Regions from separate parts of the Homo sapiens genome. Here region 1 is linked to region 2. Evidence: chromatin loops called from intact Hi-C (ENCODE). Cell type or tissue: ovary. All regions are shown on one strand. Links, peaks and the distances in the headings refer to the core of each region. The heading gives the core; the rest is flanking DNA. Region 1 overlaps HTRA3 (HtrA serine peptidase 3). Region 2 overlaps ACOX3 (acyl-CoA oxidase 3, pristanoyl).

What was found. Peaks named below come from ENCODE experiments on the same cell type or tissue, not always from the same donor. Only the 100,000 strongest peaks of a DNase experiment are listed, where the experiment ranks them.
Region 1: it touches region 2 in a loop (31-fold over the local background); 1 of 110 quality-filtered maps calls a loop at or near these places.

What each region holds. Positions count from the first base shown.
Region 1 is chr4:8,303,086-8,308,397 of GRCh38, reverse strand. HTRA3 (HtrA serine peptidase 3) reads right to left here. Exons shown (of 9, transcript NM_053044.5): 8 at 4,119-4,214; 9 at 1,300-2,427. The coding sequence ends at 2,262. Among named protein-coding and RNA genes, the nearest start is that of LINC02517, 14 kb to the left of the region's middle. In ovary, for the core only: no CTCF peak of the experiment used is centred there; DNase peaks (open chromatin) are centred at 1,727, 2,097 and 2,297; H3K27ac peaks cover 1,082 bases.
Region 2 is chr4:8,426,113-8,431,477 of GRCh38, reverse strand. The region is part of intron 1 of ACOX3 (acyl-CoA oxidase 3, pristanoyl); the gene reads left to right. Among named protein-coding and RNA genes, the nearest start is that of ACOX3, 12 kb to the left of the region's middle. RefSeq lists a silencer at 2,987-3,216. In ovary, for the core only: a CTCF peak has its summit at 2,930; a DNase peak (open chromatin) is centred at 3,007; H3K4me3 peaks cover 1,676 bases; H3K27ac peaks cover 438 bases.

The sequences.
Region 1 (5,312 bases), core at 1-5,000, 120 kb after region 2:
GCTGCAAGGTGAGCGCGACCCAGACAGAGCCAGGAGAGCACAGCCCATCTGTGAGTGAGCAGGTGGGTTTGTGATCCGCTCTCCCCTGAGGCAGAGCATGGCCCATCTGTGAGTGAGTGGGTGGGTTTGGGATTTGTGATCCGCTCTCCCCTGAGGCATTTGCAGGGCAGACACAGGGGGTTGAGAAGGTGGTCTGAGCTGGGGTGTCAAGACTTGTCCCCCGCAAGGTGGGAATAGCCATCAAGGGAGAAGTGGCTTCATGTGGTGGACACCGATGCAGGGACAGTGTGAATGGGCAGAATCTCCAGACCCGGTTCCCCCAGAACCTACAGGACCCCAGAAATCACCACAGTTACCGCTGACCCTCCAGATTTGGGAGAGCTGTGGGAATGGGGGTCGTGGTTTCCCTGGTGGCCCTCAACCCTCCCCCAAGTGCTCGCCTCTCCAATAATTGGTAAGGTCAGAGCTCTCCATGCCCTCTTCCCGACCTCAGCCCCCCAACACCCAATAGGCTCCTCTCAGCCAGGGCCCAAAGACTGAGGGGCAACAGCCTACTCTCTGGGGCCAGGGTGTGTGTGGAGAGCCCAGGCCGCAGGCGGGAGTGAGAGCAGGGCCTGGAAGGTGGACATGGCTGCCTAAGCCTGGCAGGTGGATGGAAGCCTAGATGGGCCCAGAGTGGCTGGGGGCCTGGCAGGGGTGGCCCACTCTGGGTGGAGCAGAGGGTTGGGGGCAAGTTCACGGTTCCCAGTGCTGCGCTTCCAGCTACTCTGGGCAGTGTCCCTGGACCTCCTGCTCATTGAAATTGCTCTCTGCCTCAGTTTCCCCATCGCTGGATGGGTGGCAGGGAGGGTGAAATAGATGTGAGAAAGGGTTCTTCATGTGACCAGACGTGCACAGTGGGGCTTAGTGGGAGCTCCCCGTAAGCCGGGTGGCTTCCCAAGTGCTGCATCTGTCACCTTGCATCCCAGGGCATCCAGGAGGTCAGCACAGCAGAGCCAGCCTTCCTGCTGGACAGAGGCAGAGGCCAAGGTAGGGAGGGGAACATCTCTTGCCCAAGACCACGAAGCCGGAAGTAAGCGGAGGAGCCAGGACTTGAGCCGGGCTGCCTGACTCGGAGCTGGCCCTCCACAGCGCCACATGACCCCGAGACCTGGTGTGCCCCAGTGCTCAGCTGTCATAGAAACCCTTTAAAGGCCCGTGTCTTTGCAGGTATGCCCAGTCATGTGTTAGATGGGTCCCCAGGAAGAACCCTGGCCAGTGGTGGGTAGGCTGCCCCAGTGCCCTGCTGGCTGAGAACCGTGTGCTTGTAAACTTTATTTTCCATACAGTAGAGAAACATACAGTACAAGCAACACTGGGAATCCATTTACAGCAAAGCTCACAAATGCCCCTTGAGACACACTCGTTCCCTGGATGAGGGGGTGGTGCCCAGCAGCCTGCATGCCTCTGGGCGGCACTTCCATGCGAGCGGCTGCTGCATCCCAGAGCTGCGTGGGAAGGGGAAGCCGGCTCAGTCCTCACACCCCGCAGCTCCACGTCCACTGTCCTCTGCAGGCTGCCCCATGGCCGCCTTGGGGAGGAGAAGCTTCCCCAGGCAGCAGCCAACTTTCCACGTGCTCCCCGCGGCCTCCTGCCTGCCTGGGGAGGAAAACCTCATGGCAGGGCGGGGCTCAGCTCCGCAGCCAGGGGGCATTCACTCAGTGCCTGCTCTGGGCTGGACCCCACCCCCGCACCCCAAAGGGATCAGATGTGACCTGTCCTCCAGGGACCCCAGGCTGGCAGGCAGCAGCCCTGGCCCTACAGCTTGGTAAGTCCTAGGGCAGAGGGAAGCTGGGGCCTCAGGTCAGGTGGGCGTTTGTCAGGGGGGAAGAAGCTTGGCAGCCCAGACCTGCAGTAGGAGGGGCAGGAGCAGGGGATACTGCAGATGGGTGTTCACAGGGGCAGAGGCGGGAAGCTAGGAGAGGAGGGGACCTCCATGGAAGGCAGTTTTGTGAATATCCGGAGAACTTGGAAGTGACTTTCAGGATCATCTGTACAAGGGGATGTTGGGCTTCCCTCCCCGGCACCGGGATGTGGATCCAACACTCCCCAGGCGGAAATTCGGGCCCCTGGCCAAGCCCAGCCTCCGCTCTGCCCCGGACAGCCAGGAGGAGGCTGCCGCCCTGCTGAGGACCGACGGTGGTCCTTCGTCCTGATCTCGGGGGGGCGCTGCCCTCCGTTGTCTGCAGGCTCTGACGCTTGGCGCTGGAGGAATGCGCCCCTCACATGACCACCTCAGGTGCGATGCTGAAGAGGAGGTCGTCGTTCCCCCGCCGCACCTCCAGTAGGAGAGGAGACTCGGTCAGCACGGCCTCCTGCAGCTCACTCGAGTCCACTAGAGGACGCCCGTTGACCTTGACGATGATGTCACCATCTTGGATGCCGCCTCTGCCAACAGGAGAGACGGGGTCACCACCCACCGCCTCCCCAGGCACAGCCTTCCCAGGCCCGGCCCAGAGCGAGGCACAGTCAGGGTCAATGACAACATTTCAACAAAAGTCATCTCGATGGGAAAGAACAGTGCCCCAGCCCCAAAGCTCTCACACCAGAAGAAAACCAATGTCACACGACAGGGAAACAACCTTTCAAACTGCTTCTCCCATGCGTCAGAAGGGTGGGTTCAAGCTCCCGCTGCAGCCCTCCTAGCTGGGCCAGGCACTCTGTCCCCTTGTGCCTCAGTTTTCATGTCTACCATCCTATGTGGAAACGCACTTTGCAAATTATAAAGGCCCAGGAGTAGGTTCTGCTGTTACTGCAGTTACGAAGACGTCTATGTGGGAGGCAGAGCTCACGGGGCCAGCCTTCTCTCTGCATGAGGCTCACTGAGACCTCCCCACTGCTGGGAAGGAAGGTGATGGTACTGTGCTCAGCTGCGTGGGCACCAGCATCAGGACCCTCACATGCCAGCTGTGTGACCTGGAAGAGTAACTTCTCTAAACCTCAGTCCCTCCACCTGTAAAATGGGTGAGGGCAGGAGCCTGCACCTCCCTGGCTGCAGTGAGGATTAACTGAGATGTGTGTGGAAAATTTCACCCAATTTCAACAATTTTTACTGCAGGCCTGCTGCGGGCAGGACAAGTGTGCCATCTGTGCTCATCACAGAAGTTCACGCGGGGCCTCCCACCTTCAAGCCCAGCCTCTGAGGATGCACAGTACAGTCGGCCCTTGAACAACATGGGTCTGAACTGTGTGGGTCCACTTATATGTGGATTTTTCCCACTGCAGATGAAGACCGAGGCTAAGGAGGGGAGGCAACTGGTTCAGAGCCCTTCTTGGGAGTGGGTCAGCCATGCCAGCATGTGGTAGTGTCGCTGCACGCCTGCCTCAGCCTATGGTGTTGCAATGCTTAACATTTCTCTAGTACTGGAAGACTTCAAAGAAAGCAATCCTTTATCCATTTCATCTACAAAGTCTCCTGGGGGTAGAAATCCCAGCACTTTGGGAGGCCAAGGCAGGTGGATCGCCTGAGGTCAGCAGTTCAAGACTAGCCTGGCCAACGTGGTGAAACCCCTTCTCTACTAAAAATACAAAAACAATTAGCAGGGCATGGTGGTGGGCACTTGTAATCTGAGCTACTCAGAAGGCTGAGGCAGGAGAGTCGCTTGAGCCCAGGAGGCAGAGGTTGCAGTGAGCTGAGATCGCGACACTGCACTCCAGGCTGGGCAACAAGAGGGAGACTGTCTCAAAAAAAAAAAAAAAAAAAAAAAAAAAAAAACAATAGGCTGAATTATCTCCACTTTACAATGAGGAAGCTGAGTCCCAGAAAGACCCAGGACCCAGGCTGGTCCCCAGCTAGTGAAAGAGTCTGGCTTGGAGTGGGTTCTTAGCCCAACAGGGACTCTTCAGCCTCTGCTTCTCGAAGGAAATGACATTGTGGGACTTAGGACGTACACAGTCAGGGCTCTAGGGACCATTCAGCTCTCCAGCCTCCTCTGGCTTAGCAGACACGCTAGAATCCACCTGCCCCTTCCCGGTCACTTTGCTGGGAAGCTCAAGGTCACATGAGGTCAGTGGGGCAGCCCCAGCCCAGACCTCACGCCTGCCCCATGCCTCGAGCGATCTCCTCTGGCAGAGCCTACCTCTGAGAAGGTGAATTCGGCGCAACCTCTTGCACATAAATTCCACTGCTGACCTCTGGGAAGTCCGGGTTGCTGGCCTTCAGCTCATCCACCAGGCTGGAAAGAGTCTGCCGTCAAGGCCCCTCCCCTGAGCCTTTGCCCAGCTCTTTGGTATGAAGCTGCCCCTCCCTCCCTCCAGCACCAGACCAGAAGAGGAGCCACCTCTGGGCCCCCATACTGCCCTGTCCCACCACTGGCCACTCTGTGTCCCCTACCAGATGTGCTTCTTAAGAGAAACGTGGTAGCAATAGCTGGTTAGAAGCGTGAAGAGAGGAGAGAGAGTGGGTAGACAGGTGGGAGGAGGGGCGGGAGGATGGATGGATGGATGGATGGATGGATGAATGAAGGAATGATGCTGGATGGGTGGATAGAAGGAGAAATGGACAGACAGGCAATGCTGAGTCATGGAATGGACAGACAATGCTGAGTCACGGAACGTACAGACAATGCTGAGTCACGGAACGGACAGACAATGCTGAGTCATGGAATGAACAGACAATGCTGAGTCATGGAACAGACAGACAGAAGACTGGACAGAGGTGGGATGGACAGACAGATAAAAGAGACAGAAAACAAAAGATAAATTGGCATACTGGACATTGATAATTTTTTTCAAATGTCACCCCTAGATTAGCAGAGTTGGTGAAACAGGAGGAATGACAGCTTTAGGGACTGTGTGCTTTGAGGAAATGGTCACTTGAGCATTCTCGAGTTCTTCCTAGGCTCCCGATGCAGTGACCTCTCCCTTCTTCAAACCTCGAAGCTCAAGTTTGTACTTCCAGCCTCCCTTCTATCCTGCCCCTGCTTCCTCTCCCCCAGCCCCTTCTTTCTTGCACTCATTCAGCATTTCCAGGCACCTGCTCTGCAGTGGACCTGCTTTTGGGGCAGAGTGGAGGAATAAGTAGGTCACAGTCCTTGCTCCCAAGGAGCTGACAGCCGAGGAGGCAGGATGGGGTGGGGCGGTCCCACCACAGGTGATTCCGACACAGCAGGATGAGTTCAAGGCTGGAGAGGGAGGCCAGGGCTCTGTGTGCTATGAGGAGGCACCTTCTGCCACTTGAGTGTCCTGGGAATGCAGAATGGTGTTCCCCCAAATTCGTGTACACCCAGAGCCTCAGAATGTGACCTTGTTTGGAAATAGGACCTTTATAGATG
Region 2 (5,365 bases), core at 256-5,255:
CCTGACTCACAGAGAGGCCCGTGTTCCCTGTCAGATGCAGGTCAGCAGTGTCCTCAGGCCCAGGAGGGGAGCACGGTGGATGGAGAGTGCTACAGCGTGAGCAGGCAAATGCCAGAAGGTGGCCCCGAGGTGAAGCCACGGTCAAAGCTGAGAACTACAGTCTGACCTGCAGATGCCAATCTGGGAAACTAAATGGAGAGAGTGAAGTCAGGGGGCCAAAACTTGCTACAGGCCAGCCCTGACAAGCCAGAGGGTAGAGGAAGACAAGTGTGAAAAGAGGAGGGTGAAAAGGGACAGGCAGAGAAGGGAGGGGAGCCTGAGGACCTGGCCAAGGCTGGAAACCTGTGCTTTGTTTTCTCCATGTCATTTTGTGATGATGCCCTAACTTAAATAGAACCAACAATAAAAAGCCACTCAGCTCCCTCTCCACCCTCCAGCTCCACCAAGATGGCCTTATCTCAGGCCCTTGTCTTTTACCTGTACTGGCCACCAGATGCCCTGAGCTCTTCCCCTTTAGCCTGCCTTCCAATGTCTACCTAGAAATGGCTTCCCTCTCCCTCTCACTCCTGCAATGGACCCAAATCATTTCCCAGTGGGAAGATATTTTTATTTTTATTTTTTGAGATGGAGTTTCACTCTTGTCACCCAGGCTGGAGTGCAATGGTGCTACCTTGGCTCACTGCAACCTCTACCTCCTGCGTTCAGGCGATTCTCTTGCCTCAGCCTCCCAAGTAGCTGGGATTACAGGCGCCCGCCACCATGCCCAGCTAATTTTTGTATTTTTAGTAGAGATGGGGTTTCACCATGTTGGCCAGGCTGGTCTCAAACTCCTGACCTCAAGTGATCTGCCCACCTCGACCTCCCAAAGTGCTAAGATTATAGGTGTGAGCCACCACACCCAGCCGAAAGATGTTTTTCTAATGTCAGTAACACATGTGAACCCAATTGATTAGTAGTTGTAATTTTGGCAGAAATTGTGACCTAAAGGAGGTGTGAGTTCTGCAATAAATGGTTATTTTATTACTCTCAACAGTATCTCCAAACATTTGAAAAACAGTGGTGTGTATTTTTTATTAGACCATGATTGCTTTGTCTTCAGGCAATCCTTGTTGCTCCTGGGGATTCAGGGACCTTTGCAAAAACACAATAGACCCCTGGCTGGGAAGGCTAGTCTAGACTAAGGATCACTTCCGACTGCTTAGCAGGGTACCTGCCAGGCCCGAAATGATCTTTCAGTCCCTTCCTTCTGCTTTTGCAATCGGACGCTCCCACTGATACCCATAATTATATGTCTGTTTAAATAACAGTAATAACTGTGAAGAAAAATGTTGCCATGGAATCAAGGAGAAGGTATTTCAGAGTAGAACAGAAGTAGACAGAATTTCCAAACATGACCTGAGTATCCCCACCCAGATGTCCTACCAACATCTTAAACTTGATACACATTTAAAATTGTACTTCTCTTTCTCCTCCCCATAACTGAGCTGCACTGCCCATCTTTTAGTTCCCTATAAATGCAAACCTTTGGATTTAGTTTTCCTTGTGCTTTTTTCACTTTTTTTTTTTTAATGCAGAGTCTCACTATGTTGCCCAGGCTAGACTCAAACTCCTGGGCTCAAGTGATTCTCCCGCCTCAGCCTCACGAGTAGTTGGGACTGCAGATGAGAGAACCATGGCGCACAACGCCTGGCTCTTCCTTGTTCTTTACATGGCAAATTGCTAAGTCTAGTTGATTCTGTTGTAATGCCCAACCTTGTTTTTACTAACCCTGTTTTTAGACTCTCCCTTTTCCTTTAATCACCTAGCCTTGTTTCCACCTGAATTAACTCTCCCTTCGCTAAGAGAGCCAGACAGACTCCATCTTCGCTCTTTCACTGGCAGCCCCTTCCTCAAGGACTTAACTTGTGCAAGCTGACTCCCAGCACATCCAAGAATACAATTAACTGATAAGATACTGTGGCGAGCAATATCCGCAATTCCCAGGAATTCGTCTGATTGATAACGCCCAAAGCCCCGCGTCTATCACCTTGTAATAGTCTTAAAGCCCCTGCACCTGGAACTGTTTACTTTCCTGTAACCATTTATCCTTTTAACTTTTTTGCCTACTTTATTTCTGTAAAATTGTTTTAACTAGACTCCCCTCCCCTTTCTAAACCAAAGTATAAAAGAAAATCTAGTCCCTTCTTCGGGGCCGAGAGAACTTTAAGCGTTAGCTGTCTCTTGGCCGCTGGCTAAATAAATGCACTCTTAATTCGTCTCAAAGAGTGGCGTTTTCTCTAACTCGCTCAGGTACAACACTGTCTCTGTAAATTTCATAAGAAGTGTGTGTGTCTTAGTTTGGATCTCCCCAAACAGACCTTGAGACGAGGCTTTGGGTGCAGGTAATTGAAAATGGAGCTGATCTCGGAGTGCACGAGTGAGGAAGTGGAAAGTGTGAGACAAAGAAAAACAAGTAAAGGGTGGGTGATTGAGCTGGTTGCTGCTCTGGTCAATGAGGGCCCACTTCCACTAGGGGCTCTCTGAGAAACTCTGCAGAACCACGGTTCTCAAACTTCAGCAAGCTCTTGGGCATGCCGGGTCTTACTATGTTGCCCAGGCTGGTCTCAAACTCCTGGCCTCAAGCGATCCTCCTGCCTCGGCCTCCGAAAGCGCTGGGATTACAGGCATGAGCCACCACCTAGAGCCTGCTGATTAATTTGAAAATGCCCGGCCCCAGACTGGGGGTCCTGATCCAGTAGCCTTGGAGTGGGCCCCAAGAAGGGCCGCGGTGTGAACTGCATCTCAGAACTACGGCGCTCCGAGAGGGCAGCGACTCGCCAGAGTCGGTCAGCCAGGCCTTGCCTAAAAGCAGAGAAGGCAAGAGTGCCCGGGAGCGCCTGGCGAAGCTTCGTGGCTTCCAGCCCGCCCGGGTGGCAGCGGCGTCCGCGTTTCCAGGGCAACGAGGGTGGCGCGGTTCGATGACGTCAGGGCGCCCGCGGCTCCGCCCCGCCCATGGGACGGACGGAGGCCGAGAGGCGTGGCGGGGGAGCAGTGGGGCCAGGCCAGAGACAGCTGCGCTGTGCGGGCAGCTAGTCCCAGTACTCCGAGTCGGTCGCGGGCCGACAGGCATCCCCTGAGCGCCTGCTGGGTGAGTTGGACGGTGCAGAGCAGCGAGGACCGGGGAGCCCGAAGGTGGAGGCTGCGTTAGCGCCAGGGGCGCGGACGCGACGGGGCGGGAGCGGGGGCACTGAAAGTGCCAGGCCCGGGGGTGTGGGGGCTGTGAGGATTCGCGGGCGGGGGGGCCAGGGTTACCCAGAGCAGGGGCCAGGAGGGCCGGTGGCCCACGTGCTGGGCATTCGGAGGACTTTACACATTGAACTAGGCAGCTGTTCACGAAAGGGAAGTGATTCACATCGCAGAGAAGACTGGAGGCAGCTGTTGCCAGAATAGTGATCTTGAAGCCCCACTTCCTTGCCAGAAACTGCTCCAAGCGTCTCATGTGAATGACAGAAGCCTAGACGGTAGACCCTGGGCACTAGGCAGGCGTCACTGTATTTGGATGACAGTAGCCTCAGACAGTAGACCCTGGGCACTAGGCAGACATCACCATATTTGGAATGCAGCAGCCTAGACAGTAGACCCTGGGCACTAGCCAGGTGTCGCCGTATTTGGAATGCAGCAGCCCAGACAGTAGACCTTGTCTAGACACTGGGCCCTAGCAAGGCATTGTTACTGGCCGGTCTTTGCTCCCAGGGTGGTGGCAGGCCGGTCCCAATGGCAGCAAGGCTCTTGCTCTCTGACCTGGGGTTCTTGGCCTCATGGATTCCAAGGAATGGAACCTTGGGCCATGCGGTGAGTGTTATAGCTCTATTAGAAGCTGTGGGTCACGGAAGAGAACTGTGGAACCCAGCGACTAGTGTTCACCTCAATTAGGATGAACCCAGGCACTTAGCTGTGCGGGAACAATGGCGAGTCTCTAGCCCGGGAGCAGCAACCGGTGCCTCGCTGGATCAGAAGCGCAGTGGACACCCTGCTGGATCTGGAGGGGGGTGGAAGTCAGCGGGGCGTCTGCGACAGCAGCCATCAGCAGTGGTGGATGGCAAGCAAAAGCTCAGCTCAAACCGGAACAAACATGGACCAGAAAAGTGTGCAGTTGCAAGATTTAATATCGTGAAAACAGAGCTCCCATGCAACGGGAGGGGACCCAAAGAGGGTTGCCCGATTCGGCTTGAATGCCTGGGTTTATATCCTGATCATTGTCCCTCCCCCTGTGCTCTCAGGCGACAGATGATCTGATTATTTCTTTACCACCTGTTTTTAGCCTCATTGGTATTTTAGTGAGCTCTCTTTACTACCTGATTGGTCTGGTGTGAGCTGAGTTACAAGCCCCATGTTTAAAGGTGGGTGTGGTCACCTTCCCCAGCTAGGCTTAGGAATTCTTAGTCGGCCTAGGAAGTCCAGCTAGTCCTGTCTCTTAGTACCCCCTCTCAACAGGAAAACCCAAGTGCTGTTGGGGAGGTTGGCCGATGACCGCTGTAACTGCTTCCTGCTGAATTGGGGCGTAGTAGAGGTCATGCAGTTGAGATTTCCTCGGGAGTGGTGCCTTCGATGTCATCAACATCGGAGCATGGGCTAGCAGGCCAGTCCAGGGGTCCACGGTAGATCTTAGTCATGGACTGCATCTGGGGCTCCATTTGAAGAACATTTGTAGTTTCACAGCTTTGATTCTGGAAGAGACAAACTTAACAAGGAGGTTAAAGATACAGGGATTGAAATGTGTGGCCCGAAGTGCAGGGGCATATGGGTGTGGATGGTGAAAGTGGGGTTTCCTTTAGAAAAACTCCTATACAATGGGGCATCAATATTTCTGGGAAGCCGCATTCTCCATAGAAGCTCTTGGTAAGGGGAGCTACTGGTAGTATAGCGGCATGGAGGGGGTGAGGTGATAGTGAAAGGGGGGTAAGACAACAGTAAAGAGAAAAATATGACGGGGGGGGCCATGGAGCTCTACGATTCCAGTTACTTTCCTCGCAGTTGTCGCTTGAAGAGCAGGTGCAGATCCTCTAGAGGTTCACAGGAATAGCTAGCGTTGTCTCCTGAATTTTTGGGTTCCTTTGGCGGTATCCAGGGTTTGATGTGTCTAAGACTCCACTCCAGACACTTTAACTGCACTCAGGGTAGATAAAATGACTGGGTAGGGTCCTTCCCAGTATGTATCTAGGGGTGGGGACTTAGAGGGAAGGGACTTGACTAATACCATGTTACCAGGGTGGAATTCCTTTCCCTCCTCTCGGGTACAGGTTCCCTGTAATGTTTTAAGAACTTGTTGATATTTGGCTAAGGAGGTGATGTCTGCAACTAAATTGGCCGTCTCTCGGTCAAGCAC